Linked DNA regions of Homo sapiens: region 2 is linked to region 1. Evidence: read pairs that join two places in POLR2A ChIA-PET (ENCODE). Cell type or tissue: Caco-2. All regions are shown on one strand. Links, peaks and the distances in the headings refer to the core of each region. The heading gives the core; the rest is flanking DNA.

Region 1 (6,700 bases), core at 625-4,624:
GAGGACCGGGCACGGTGGCCCACAACTATAATCCCAGCACTTTGGGAAGCCAAGGCGGGTGGATCATTTGAGGTCAGGAGTTCGAGACCAGCCTGGCCAACATGGTGAAACCCTGTCACTATTAAAAATACAAAAATCAGCCAGGCATGGTGGTGCATGTCTGTAATCCCAGCTACTCAGGAGGCTAAGGCAGGAAAATTGCTTGAACCCAGGATGTGGAGGTTGCAGTGAGCCAAGATTGTGCCATTGCACTCCAGCCTGGGTGACAGAGCAAGACTCTGTTTCAAAGAAAAAAAAAATGGCTGGGCGTGTTGGCTTATGCCTGTAATCCCAGCACTTTGGGAGGCCGAGGGCAGATCACGAGGTCAGGAGCTCGAGACCAGCCTGGCCAATATGGTGAAACCCCGTCTCTACTAAAAATACAAAAATTAGCTGGGCATGGTGGCATGCGCCTGTGCTCCCGGCTAGTCAGGAGGCTGAGGCAGAAGAATCGCTTGAACCAGGAGGTGGGGTTGTAGTGAGCCAAGATCGCACCACTGCACTCCAGCCTGAGCGACAGAGAGAGACTCCATCTCAAAAAAAAAAAAAAAAAAAGAAAAGAAAGAAAGAAAGAAAGAAAAAGAAAGGGAGGGCTAGGCACGGTGGCTCATGCCTGTAATCCTAGCACTCCGGGAGGCCAAGGCAGGAAGATCACTTGAGGCCAATTCAAGATCAGCCTGGCCAACGTAGTGAGATCCTGTCTCTATAATAGATATATATATTACATTATATATATTACATATTATATTATTATATATTATATTATAATATATAATATATTATTATTATAATAAAATATATATTATAATAATAAAAATATATATTATAATATATTATATTATAATATATTATAATATAATTTATTATATAATATTATTATATTATAATATATTATATATTATTATATTATAATATACTATAATATATATTATTATATTATAATATACTATAATATATATTATTATATTATAATATACTATAATATATATTATTATATAATATACTATTATATATATTATTATATTATAATATATATAATATATATTATTATATAATATATATAATATATATTATTATATAATATATATAATATAATATATTATTATAATTATTATAATATAATATATAATAGAATATATTATAATATATCATAATATAATATAATATATATTATAATATATTATATATTATGATATATTATATATTACGATATATTATATATTATTATATATTATATTATATATTATAATATATATTTTTATTATTATAATGTATATTTTATATTATATATAATATATATAAGAAAAATAAAGAGAAAAAGCATAATAGCAATGACCTACTTCGGAGTCTTGGCAACAAGTCCTACCTTACAAATACAATTCAAATTGCTACACACTATTTAAACAACTGGCAAACTAAAATCCCAGGAGAGTCAGCAATACCTCATAACAGAGCATCTGATTCATCCCCCAATTTCTAGGAAAGGACAAAAGTACTTTATAAACCCCAGGAAAGTCTAAACGGCCTGAGGCTGCACCTGAGCTTTAGAGCCTTACGATTAAGGCAACATAGCTTACACCATTGGAGAAGGAAAGAACCAGCAAAACCAATCAGGCAAAGTGCATGAAAAGAGCCAAGAAATAAAGGCCATGAAGAAAAGCTTTCAGAAGATCATTCTGGCCTGGAACCAGCTGAAGCCACGCCAGAGAAATGAGTCCCAGAGAAGACAACAGGACAAACTTAGAATGCTCCTTCAGAAAATAGTTTGAATTGCCTCTGTGGAGTGAGTGGCCAGCATCAAAATGAGGAAAGATGGAAGGAAAAAGAAGTGAGCACAGAAAGATCCCAGAAATAAAACTCTAGCCAGTCAGTAAATTCCCCAGGAGACATGGTACCTGTTTTTGTTTTTTGTTTTTTCTGCTTTTTTTTTTTCTTTTGAGACAGAATCTCGCTCTGTCGCCCAGGCTGGAGTACAGTGGCGCAATCTTGGCTCCTGGCAAGCTCCACCTCCCGGGTTCACGCCATTCTCCTGCTTCAGGCTCCCGCCACCACACCCGGCTAATTTTTTTGTATTTTTAATAGAGACAGGGTTTCACCATGTTAGCTGGGATGGTCTCGATCTCCTCACCTCGTGATCCACCTGCCTCGGCCTCCCAAAGTGCTGGGATTACAGGCGTGAGCCACCACCCCCGGCCGAGACATGGTACCTGTTTTTTAATTAACCTATTATCCTTTAAATACAGTTCTCTAGTGGGCCTCTCTGATGTTGCTTATAGAATAAAACACCAGAATAATAGAACATATTTTTCCTGCTACTTAGCTGGGTATACAATTTCTAATAAAAAATAATCAACGGATAAATCAATGTATAAGTAGAAGTGGAAAATGTAAATGACCAAGAGGTGATATGAACTCATCACATATCCATCTGTTAAGATAAATTTTCATTTTTTGGCTGGGCACAGTGGCTCGCCCCTGTAAACCCAGCACTTTGGGAAGCCAAGGTGGGCAGATCATGAGGTCAGGGGTTCGAGACCAGCCTGGCCAACATAGTGAATGAAACCCTGTCTCTACTGAAAATACAAACAATTAACAGGGTGTGGTGGCAGGTGCCTGTAATCCCAGCTACGTGGGAGGCTGAGGCAGTAGAATCGCTTGAACCCAGGAGGCAGAGGTTGCAGTGATCCAAGATCGTGCCACTGCATTCCAGCCCAGGAGACAGTGCGAGACTCTGTCTCAAAAAAAAAAAAAGATAACTTTTCATTTTTCATAAATAAACCATGTCCTAATAAGAGAAAGGCATGCAGGTTTCACACACTTCCTTCAAAGTACATCTTGCCTTCCTTTTTATTAAGCTCAGTTCCTCCAAGGTCCTTAATGTTCTGTAGCTCCCAAGAGCTGTTGCCTTGAGCTGACCTCTGTCCCCCTGCTGGTCAGGATGTTATTCTTGGCTTTAAGCACAGGAACAATTCCTCCTGGTTTGGCCTGACCAGGCCTTGCATGTAGAGTCCAGTGTACTATAAACAGTGATGTGATATTTACAGATACAAATACACATGCGTAGCACCTGCTCTGTTCAGCCTCAGATTCACCCTCCTGCACACCCATCCCTCTGGTGGAAGAGATGAACCTCTAAAAGGAGTCAGAAAGAATGGCCTCATCTTCAACAACCTTCCTTTAGACAGTTAATCAGATTTCTCCCTCTGCTTACACATAGGTTTAACATGACCACTGAGTACAAAGTAATTTGTAGCTCTGCTGGTTACCAGAAAAACAAGTCCCAGCAACTTTAATCAGCAACACAGTCTTCAGAAGGGATAATTGAAATTCTCAAAATTAAAACTCAGTTTATTTCCTAGTGAAAGAAAGAATGAGCCAAAAGATGAGTCACAGCTTAGAAAATATTTTAACTCCAGGACAATGGTTTGAATCTATCTATGCTTATGAAACACAAGTTGTTAACACCTGGCAGCTAAGGAAGAGCTGGAGTTCAAACAGCTCTGGTCTTCCTTTGGGATAAGGTCTGAATTGATATATGGAGAAACTAACATTACCACTTACAACCCTCCTTAACCAGTTTTTCAGGTAAGGGTAAGATTTGTTTTGTTTTGCTTTTTTGAGACAGGTTGTTGCTTTGTCACCGAGGATGGAGTGGAGCAATCATGGCTCACTGCAGCCTCGACCTCCTGGGCTCAATTGATCCTCCTGCCTCAGCCTTTCCAAGTGGCTGAGACTACATGCACACGTCACCATGCCTGGCTAATTTTTGCATTTTTTAGTAGAGATGGGGTTTCACCATGTAGCCCAGGCTGATCTCGAACTCCTGGGCTCAAGAAATCCACCTGCCTCAGCCTCCCAAAGTGCTGGAATTACAGGCATGAGCCACCGTGCCTGGCCTCAAGGGTAAGATTTGTTCCTGCATAGTCAAAAAGCATACTATAATTATCTACTTCTCCCACAACCATGTTTAAATAAATAAAAACAAGTTTCTTGACTATGGCCATGAAGATAAAGATACTAGAGAACCTGCTATAAAACAGCTGAGAAAGCTGTCAATTAAGCAGGGTACACCCTGGACACAATTCATTAGTGTTGAAATAATGGTATCAGAGAGAATAAAACCAACAACATAGCCTCCATGTTACATCAAACTCCCAAGAGCAGCTATAATTTTGAGATGAGCTTTGGGCAAGGAACTAGCCACTCAAGAGGACAAGAATAATGTGCTGGCACTCTCAGTTCCACAGGTAGTACCTTAAATCCTATATCCCAAGACAACCTAGGAGAGTGAAGAGCCAGACCTGTAAGAAACCTGCTCTTGAAATAAACAAAAAACTTCTGTCTCCTGAAATATCAGTTACCTAGCAACAAAGGAGAAAGTTTAGTGTGGTTTTGGGGATTATAAAGAACCAATCCATCTTCTTATTCACTACTGTGTGTTATTTGGGCAAGTCATTTAACCTCTCTGAGCCACAATTTCCTCACCTTGAATGAGAAACGGATGGAAGAGCACCCACTACCATACCTAGCACTTGGTAGTCTCTGAATGGATGAATGTTCATTCTCTTTTTTCTTTACTCTGGTCATTTCACACTAAAACTTCTTTCAACAAAGATAGAATTTCTTAGAATCATATGACCTCTGTTGCTTCCCTTTAGTCTGTATCAATGCAATCTCTCTAATCCATTTTATACAAAACCATACATTTAAACTAGAAATATGTGTTCAGGCTGGGAGTGGTGGCTCACATCTGTAATCCCAGCACTTTGGAAGGCCAAGGTGGGAAGACTGCTTGAGCCCAGGAGTTAGAGACCAGCCTGGGCAACATGGTGAGACCCCATCTCTACAAAAAAATTTAAAAATTAGCCATGCATGGTGGCACATGCCTGTGGTCCCAGCTACTCGGGGGGCTGAGGTGGGAGGAGTGCTTGAGCCTAGGATGCCAAGGCTGCAGAGGGCCAAGATCATACCACTGCAGTCCAGCCTGGGTGACTGAGTGAGACTCTATCTCAAAAAAAAAAAAAAAAGGCCAGGTGCAATGGTTCACGCCTATAATCCCAGCACCTTGGGAGGCCGAGGCAGGTGGATCACCTGAGGTCAGAAGTTTGAGACCAGCCTGGCCAACAGGGTGAAACCTCGTCTCTACTAAGAAAACAAAAATTAACCAGGTGTGCTGGCTTGCGCCTGTAATCCCAGCTACTCAGGAGGCTGATGCGGGAGAATAGCTTGAACCCAGGAGGCAGAGGCTGCAGTAAGCCAAGATCATGTCATTGTACTCCAGCCTGGGTGACAAGAAAGAAAGAAAAACAAAAGAAATAAACATTCAACTGAAAACGATTTTTTTTTTTTTTGAGACAGAGTCTCACTCTGTTGCCCAGGCTGGAGTGCAGTGGCGTGATCTCGGCTCACTGCAAGCTCCGTCTCCTGGGTTCACGCCATTCTCCTGCCTCAGCCTCCTGAGTAGCTGGGACTACAGGCGGCCGCCACCATGCCTGGCTATTTTTTTGTATTTTTAGTAGAGACGGGGTTTCACTATGTTGGCCAGGATGGTCTCGATCCCTTGACCTCGTGATCCACCTGCCTCGGCCTCCCAAAGTGCTGGGATTACAGGCCTGAGCCACCGCGCCCGGCCTCAACTGAAAACACTTTTTAAAGGACCAATTATTCCTTATTCAAGGCTCTGTGGCTATAAAGAAAAAGCTGAGGCCAGAAGTATTTAGACTTCAGTTCCCATCTTTTTGTCCCTACTCTCAGACTTCTCTGGCAGCTCCAGAGATTAACAATGCCATCCTAGGCACAAGCTCCTTTTAACAGCGCAAACTATGGAGAGGTCTCAATACAATAAAGAAACAGGTGTTGATTACAGGTGTTGTGCAGAACAAACACCATGAAAAAATGCAGTCAGTCATCCTGCAATGAAGACCTAAATAAGGAAAGTGATTCAAGATAAGATGCAATGTCTGGCTTTTAACAAATTTGAAGATACTTCTGTATTTCAACAAATATGCCATTTCTCCATTATTTCAGTGATGGATGCATTAATGAACTACCTTCCTCTCATGACCTGTTTCCCCCCTCTCTCCTTCATTGTGATTACTGCCTTTTTATATCTATTGATCTCTTCAGCCCATATTAATCTGCTAGGTGAGACTCTGAGCAAAGACACACTGGTTTGCTATAAGGCAGCAAGAGGTTTGATGAATTTCCAAACTAAAACTACGATTTTTCCATAAGCACTTTGTTAATGTACCAAAAAAGGAAACAAATCCAGTCCCTTTAATATTTACTGGTTTATCTCAAATATTTTCCACTTCTCAGGAAAACATTGCCTTTTCTTAAAATGTGATTTTAAAAGAGATAATGCTTTCTTAAATAGGCTCTTACTGCATTTGGGAAAAGTTTTAAGTATATTTTCTGATTTTATCGTATTATAAAACAATGTAATAACAAAAATTTGCAAAAAGTAAAAGGCCAGTCATAATCTGTGCACACACACATTTAAAGAAAAACTTAAGGGAAGGGGAAAAGAAAGGATTAGTCAAACATTCACAACAAATATTTGCTGAGGGCCCATTCTGTGCTAATCAGTACAGTAGTTGTTGAGAAGACACAACATAGATCGCTTCTTGGCCTTTCGCTAAGATCAAGTGAGAAGACACAA
Region 2 (6,584 bases), core at 1,811-5,810, 130 kb after region 1:
ACGAGGGCCGCATGGTGCAGGACGAGGCAGACGGCATTCGCAGGCGCTGCCGCGTGGTGGGTTTCGCCCTGCAGGCCGAGATGAACCACTTCCACCAGCGCCGTGAGCTCGACTTCAAGCACATGATGCAGAACTACTTGCGCCAGCAGATCCTCTTCTACCAGCGGGTGGGCCAGCAGCTGGAGAAGACCCTGCGCATGTATGACAACCTCTGACCGCGTGTGCCTGGGCCCCCTCCTTCCCCTGGGCCTGGTCACTGCAGTGTACCCCACTTTCCCGACCTCCCTATACCAGCAGTGACTGGGGGAGGGGTCAGCGGTGGGGGAGATAAGCGGCCTGTCCTGCCTCCTGGGAGAAGGAGCTTTCAAGGAGTCATGGGTGCCCCTGGGAAATTCCCCACTCCTTAGAAGTGGGGCACAGCAGGGGTGAGAATAGAGTCAGGAGCCCTCGAGGCCAAGGCCTGGGCTGCCGGTCAGTCAGTGAAGGTCAGGCCAGGGTCTCAGCCTCCCCTAGAGCCTATTTTGCTTGCTCACCTGGCCACTGCTGCCTTATCCATTCAGCAGACACCGAGGCCTGCTGCACCCTTGGGTCGGATGCTGGGCACCCAGGGCTGTGACATGCCTGCTCTTCAGGAGTCCTCAGTGAAGGTCGGGGTCAGACACAGACAGAGTCAATGCAGTATGACTGATGTTTAAGTGAGGGATTTCTGGAAGCTCATAGAAGGGACCACAGCATTCCACTGGTCAGGGAAGACTCCATAGAGTAGGCAACATTTGGGCAGTGTTTTGAAGAATGACAAGGGCCTGCCAGACAGTACATGGGGGAGAAGGACTTTCAGGGGAGAGGAACAGCATGGGCAAAGTTATGGAGGCATGCAAACATCTCCCTCTTCTCTCCCTTACTTTCCAAGCAAGTTAGGTACGCTTTCCATGGGGATTCTGGCCTGTGTGGTAGGAAGGGATCTCCCTTGCTCCCATGTTGCTGGCTGTCCGTACATCACCCTGTCCCCTGCAGGAGGGGGCTACAGGCCATCTCCCTCCTGTAGGCCTCTGACTCCCCTCCACTTTTGGGCCCTCAGCTTATCTCGGGCAGGGGACCATTGCAGCATCCTCCCCTCCTCGGACTCAAGGTGCTGAGGTATAAGCCCTGGGCCCCAGATCCCTGGTGACACCTTCCTGGAGAAGACTCTCAAAAGTGACTGTATATTTGAGTTCACCAGCAATAACTCCCCACACTCGAAGCAGGTCCAAACCCAGGATCTCAGGGTCCTTGGGCTCTGTGGCACTGTCTTCCCAAGATCCTTCCTGTTGCACAATGGGAAACCTAAGAGGAAAAAGACAGGGGCCTGCTTGCCCAGCCATGCGAGGGATTCCATGCCCACCTGCCCTCTGTCTGCCTCGCTGGAATGTGGGCCCCTGCTCCCCGTCAGGTTGTGCTGTCTCTGACCTATGTTTACATCCCCGAGGGGTTTCTGCCTCCTCCCCACCCAGGTCAGGGTGTGGTCCAGCAGCTTGCTGTGGGGTGCTGACATGTGTCACCACTGCCCCCCTTGCCCCCGGGGGGGTCATGGTCTCCTCCTGGATGCTGCTCCTTGAATCTTTTTTCTTGATAAACCTTTTACAATTAAGATAACACAAGCATGACTTTTTCTGTTTGGATCCCAGAAAGGCGGAGGGCAGGAGAAGGATAGAGCCCTAATTGCTCCTGAGAGCCATTGGATGAGATTCTGAGGTCGTGGTGGGCACAAATTTTCCACAGAACCTCAAAAGTTCAGGGGAGGGCTATGCTGGTGGAAGGTGCCAGCAGGCAGGAGGAGCTAGAGGCGGCTGTGGACCCCTGGGTGGATCCATCCCTCCCTAGAACGCACTCTTGTCTCTAAAACAGGTGGAGTGCTGCCCAGGGGACTGGCTGTACTGCCTTGTGATCTGGGGCTGAGGGTTGTATGAGGAAGGGACAGGACGCTGTGCCCTAGGACAATTAATAGATGGTGGCTCCTCTCCCCAAGGAGCCATGCCCTGGCCTTGCCCTTGAAAAGCCCTAGTCCAGGGGAGGGAAGTGGGGGACTCAGAAGCTGTGTCTCTTCCCCAAACCGTCCTGGGTACCCAGCCCTGCGGAGGCTCCCACATTGGAAACTGAAGAGGACGCTGGCTGTTGGGGGTGCCCTGATCAGGATGAGCGGACCTTGCTCTTGGATCTGTTCATCCACAGATGAGAGGAGGGTACTGGTTGAGACTTGGCTCTCCTTTGGAGGCAATGGGGACTTGGTGGAGGGAGGGCTTCCAGGGTCAAGGCCGTCAGGGAAGGTTGGCTAGACCAGGGACCAGGGAGCTTGTGCAGGAAGATGGAGAAGGGCCAGCAGGTGCGGTGGGGGAAGGGGCGGGCAGGACTCCCTGTTCAGGGCATAGCGTCCTCAGAGGAACTTCTGGAATGGGTCCCCCTGGCCCTTGGTCAACATTAGGTCAGATTTGGGACTTTCTGAGGAATTTTCCCCTCTCTCCACCCTGCCCCATTTTCTAACCCATCCGAGGAACTTCCCGCCCTTAACCTCTTCTCAGCTCTGCCATCCATGTAGCCATCTGCAGAAGGGGCTCTGAGCAGTGGGGGCTGGGCCAGGCCGAGGCAGGGCTGGTGGGAATGCTCCTCCTAACCCATGGTGCCTGGAAAGTCCCCTGCTCATGCTTCCTGCTCTGGGAACAGTGTTGTCCTCTGTGTGCCTTCCTTGAGAGGGGACCACCTCCCAGGCCTTCCATCCTCAGGGTGAGGCCATCAGTCTGATACTTTTCTCAGGAGGGACTTGGATCCAGGAGAAGCATCAGGAAGTGGAGTCTTGGGATAATGCCAGGCCTGCTCCTGGTATCCTGAGGTCTCTGGGCTGGGGCAGGTGTGTGTGTGGCAGGGAGGGAGGCTGTCCTGGCCCTCCTCTCTCTTTTCTTTCTGCCTCTATGGGGGTGGGGGTATTGGGGGAACTTGGGGCCGTTCTGGGGTAGCTAAGCCCCTTTCAGCAGGAGATTGGGGGACCAGTGTTGGGGGCATCCTGGTGATGGCCGATTCCTGCCTCGTCACATGCCAGGCAGATGTTCCCGACTCGGCTGGACCCAGCTGCCTCGTTTCCTCCCTTACTTTGCTCTGAGGGGGTGGAAAACAAGGCTTCTCTTTCTGCCCTGGACAGCTACCAGCACCCGGGGTAGGGGATCCCCTGGTCACCAGTCTTGGCCCAGTACAGGAAAAGGAATCCGCTTTGTGGCCACAGATGGGGGCTGGGGATGGAAGCAGACCTCAGATCCTGCATCTCTTCACCCGCTGGACACAGGAGGGCTATGAACCACTGTGCCGTGGCTGCACCACTGGCTGGAGCAGAGCCAGGCCTGGGAGAGGCAGGTGGCCCCATCGGCCCCTGCTCTGCACCACCCCTCCCAGATGACAGAGCCATATGTCTTCCACGTGTCTACACACTCACAGACTCACGAATGTAATCGCTCAGTCTCACAACAAGCACACGCAGTCACACACCTGCCCACAGGCACATACGCCACATAAGCATGCCTGTATGCTCACACAGTCATACTGCCACACGCTATTACACATTCACAGCCACAGCCACACATGCCTTGCCATCCATTCAAAGCACCAGTGGCTACTTTGTCAGACACAGCCACACCACAGTCCTATGCACATGGTCATAGCCTCACACAGTGACACATACTCGGGCACACACCGCCACAAAGCCATGCTTGCACAGAGCAAAGGTGTCATAAGCATCTCTGTGCCTGGACTGCACCTGCATGACCTCCCAGGGTCCCCACCTCATCAGAGATTAAGGAGAGCTTTGCTTGGAGACACCACCCCTGGAGGGGGTGTCTCCAAGGGGGAGTAGAGCCAGTCACAAGCACCACATACAGGCACACAGCCTGAGGTCTAGGGATGCAATTGGGATGACTGGATACCACCAAGTTCAGCTCCTTATTGAACAGATGGGCGCCTGAGGCCCAGGGAGCAGTGGTGGCTGGCCTTATCACCCAGCAGGGCAGGGGATACTCTGGGGCCAGAGCCTGGCTCTGGGCAGACTCTGTTTCCTGGCCCTGCCCTCCCCTGGGCCAATCCTCTGGGCCAGGCTGCCTCTGAAGGCCCCTGGCTGAACCGATCCAGCAGAGCTCCAGGCAGCTCCCTTCTCAAGCTAGAGCTGAGCTGCAGTGGCCACGGGAGCCGGAGCCAGGATGCGGTGGGCAGGGCCTAGGCCTGGGCGGGAGGAACATTCCTGCACCATCTCCTCCCCAAGCATGTGAGGACCCAGCCCGCCCTGCCCGCCTGCCCGCTGACTCAGGCCTCCAGGAGCCAAGCCTGCTCAGCTCCCCCACCCACCCTAACCTGCTTCCCCACTAGTTCGGCTCTGGTTCCCCTCTCCACTGGCTGGGGCAGGAGAAGACGGTGAGCCCTGGTAGGAAGACCATGGGGAAAAATCAAACCTCACCACCCCCCGACATAGCTCAGAAGGGCTGATTGTGAAACCCAGCTCTGTTCAACATAGTTGAACACAAACTTTTTTTTTCTTTTGGTTTGGTTTTGTTTTGTTGGTCAAACCCCAGTGCAGTGCAGTCTGTTTAAGAAGTAGTGTCGCATAGCTGTGGCCTGGATCTGCTCAGCAGCCCCAGTAGGCAGCATTTATTCCCTTTCGCAACAAAGAGACTGAGACTTGGCCAGAGGGAAGATGGGACCTGCCTAGGTTCACACAGGGAATCTCTGGCGGGGCTGGACTCAAACCCAGCTCCCTGCCATCACTCCTTAGAGTCACACTGATGAACTCATTTAGGGCCAAAGGAAGAAGGGGAGGCAGATTTCCCCTCTAGATGAGTGAAGGGATAGGAGGCTGGTGAACCCAACGGCTGAAATGTGAAGGGTGAGAGGGTAGGGTGAGTCCCCCCAGCCCTGAGGGATGAAGGGTCTGAAGATGGCACTGCACGGTGACAGCTGCAGTGACTCAGGAGCTCCGTTTACAAAGGAACATGAGTGAGGAACATAACTTAATTTTTTTTTATATCTGACCTGAATTTCTGTTTTCCTCCCCCATTCCCCACATGGTAGAAGTGTAATCTCACATCAATTTGGGGACCCTTTCTTTCCCCAGGGATGTGTAGAACTTTTGGGGATGGCACATTTGAAGACCTTAGGGAGCTTTGCATTTTAAAGGCTGAATCCCACACTCTATCATACATATTAATATTTACCTGCATTCCACATTAAAGGGTTCAGTTTATGACTTGTGTCCTGTCTTGTAGATACTTAATTAAACGGTATTAATTTTGATTTTGCCCCTTTCTGTTGGTGCTCTGCTCTCTTCCCTCCTCCCCGCCCTGCCCACCCAGCAGCACACATTGTTACGGGTTGCTTCTTGCAGAACTCCTGGACCTGGATGCTGCCATTGGGCCTGCGATGCCCGCCATGGTCCTGGTCAGCATTGGGCCCTCCGATCATCTTGCCCTGCCTCCTGCCTTTCCCCTGCATGCTCCCTTGATGCCCATCCTGAGTCTCTGTGTGTCTGGCTCTTCTCTGCTCTTGGGCACTCAGGGCTCCTTCCATTTGCCCTGTACTAAGGGGCTGATAGAGGTCCTTTCTGTGGCCTGTGGCCCCCTCTGGGGCCTGTGGTCATCATTCCACAGCTCCCACTTCGCAGTCAAGCACAGGGAGCTCTGGGGTGCCGCTTAGACACCCCATGCCACCCTGTTTCTTCTGGGATCTGGCTCCTTTCTTGGGGTTCTACCTGGGATGGGGGTATGAGTCCCACTGCTTCGGAATCTCCCAGCCTCTGGGGATTCTACTATCTCCCAGTGCAGGCAGCACTGTGATGGGCACTGGATGGTCGTTATTTTACAACCACCCCATGTGCAAGAGATTATTACTGTCATTTTACACACCAGGAAATGGGGTCCAGCGAGGGGGGTGCTGGAGTAGCCAAGGCTGGTGCGAAACAGTACCCAGGCCTGGGCTACCTGTGCTGAGAGGCAGATGGCCAGTGCCAGGGCCGGGTGTTACAGGCTGGCGGAAGCCTGGAGGCACCTGGAGCCTCTTCTGGGCTGACCCGCACCCCTTGCTGCCATTTGGCAGGAGTGCTCTGGGGTTGGAGCAAGGGAGTATGAGGCTCCTCCATATAGCCCTGCTGCCCCCAGATAGCAGCAGCCCCCACCCCAACCCCATTCCTTTCCCTCTACCGCCCAGAGGCAAGTGCAGATCCTGACCAGTGTGGCCTTGCTGTAGGGATGTTTCTTAACTGCTTCATGCTTCTGTTTCTCCACTGAGAGGGGAGTTCCAGATGGCTGTTAGGAGGGTGACGTGAGCAGAACACATCATCTGGGCAGTGCCTGCACAGCCAGCGCCACTGAGGAGCAGGTGGGGTCATCAGCCTGAGTAGAGCTGGAGCAGCCCTGGGGAGAGAGAGTGCTAAGAATATTGGTACCCCCACTTCATAGGTTGGAAAACTGACTGGGCAAGCCCTTTAAAGCCACACAGTGGGTAGATGGCAGAGCTGGGCCTGGAACCAGGCCCCCAACCACCCCCAGACCTTTAGCCTTGCCCCGTGTTGCCACACTGCC

What was found. Peaks named below come from ENCODE experiments on the same cell type or tissue, not always from the same donor. Only the 100,000 strongest peaks of a DNase experiment are listed, where the experiment ranks them.
Region 2: POLR2A ChIA-PET joins it to region 1 with 5 read pairs; 4 of 35 experiments call an interaction of 5 or more read pairs at or near these places.

Annotation. Positions count from the first base shown.
Region 1 is chr15:75,529,625-75,536,324 of GRCh38, forward strand. The region is part of intron 1 of PTPN9 (protein tyrosine phosphatase non-receptor type 9); the gene reads right to left. Among named protein-coding and RNA genes, the nearest start is that of PTPN9, 46 kb to the right of the region's middle. In Caco-2, for the core only: a CTCF peak has its summit at 2,964 (motif pointing left); a DNase peak (open chromatin) is centred at 2,997.
Region 2 is chr15:75,657,001-75,663,584 of GRCh38, forward strand. SNX33 (sorting nexin 33) reads left to right here. Exons shown (of 2, transcript NM_153271.2): 2 at 1-5,301. The coding sequence ends at 215. Among named protein-coding and RNA genes, the nearest start is that of SNX33, 12 kb to the left of the region's middle. RefSeq lists enhancers at 1-391, 392-891, 2,864-3,437, 4,586-5,159. In Caco-2, for the core only: no CTCF peak of the experiment used is centred there; a DNase peak (open chromatin) is centred at 4,281.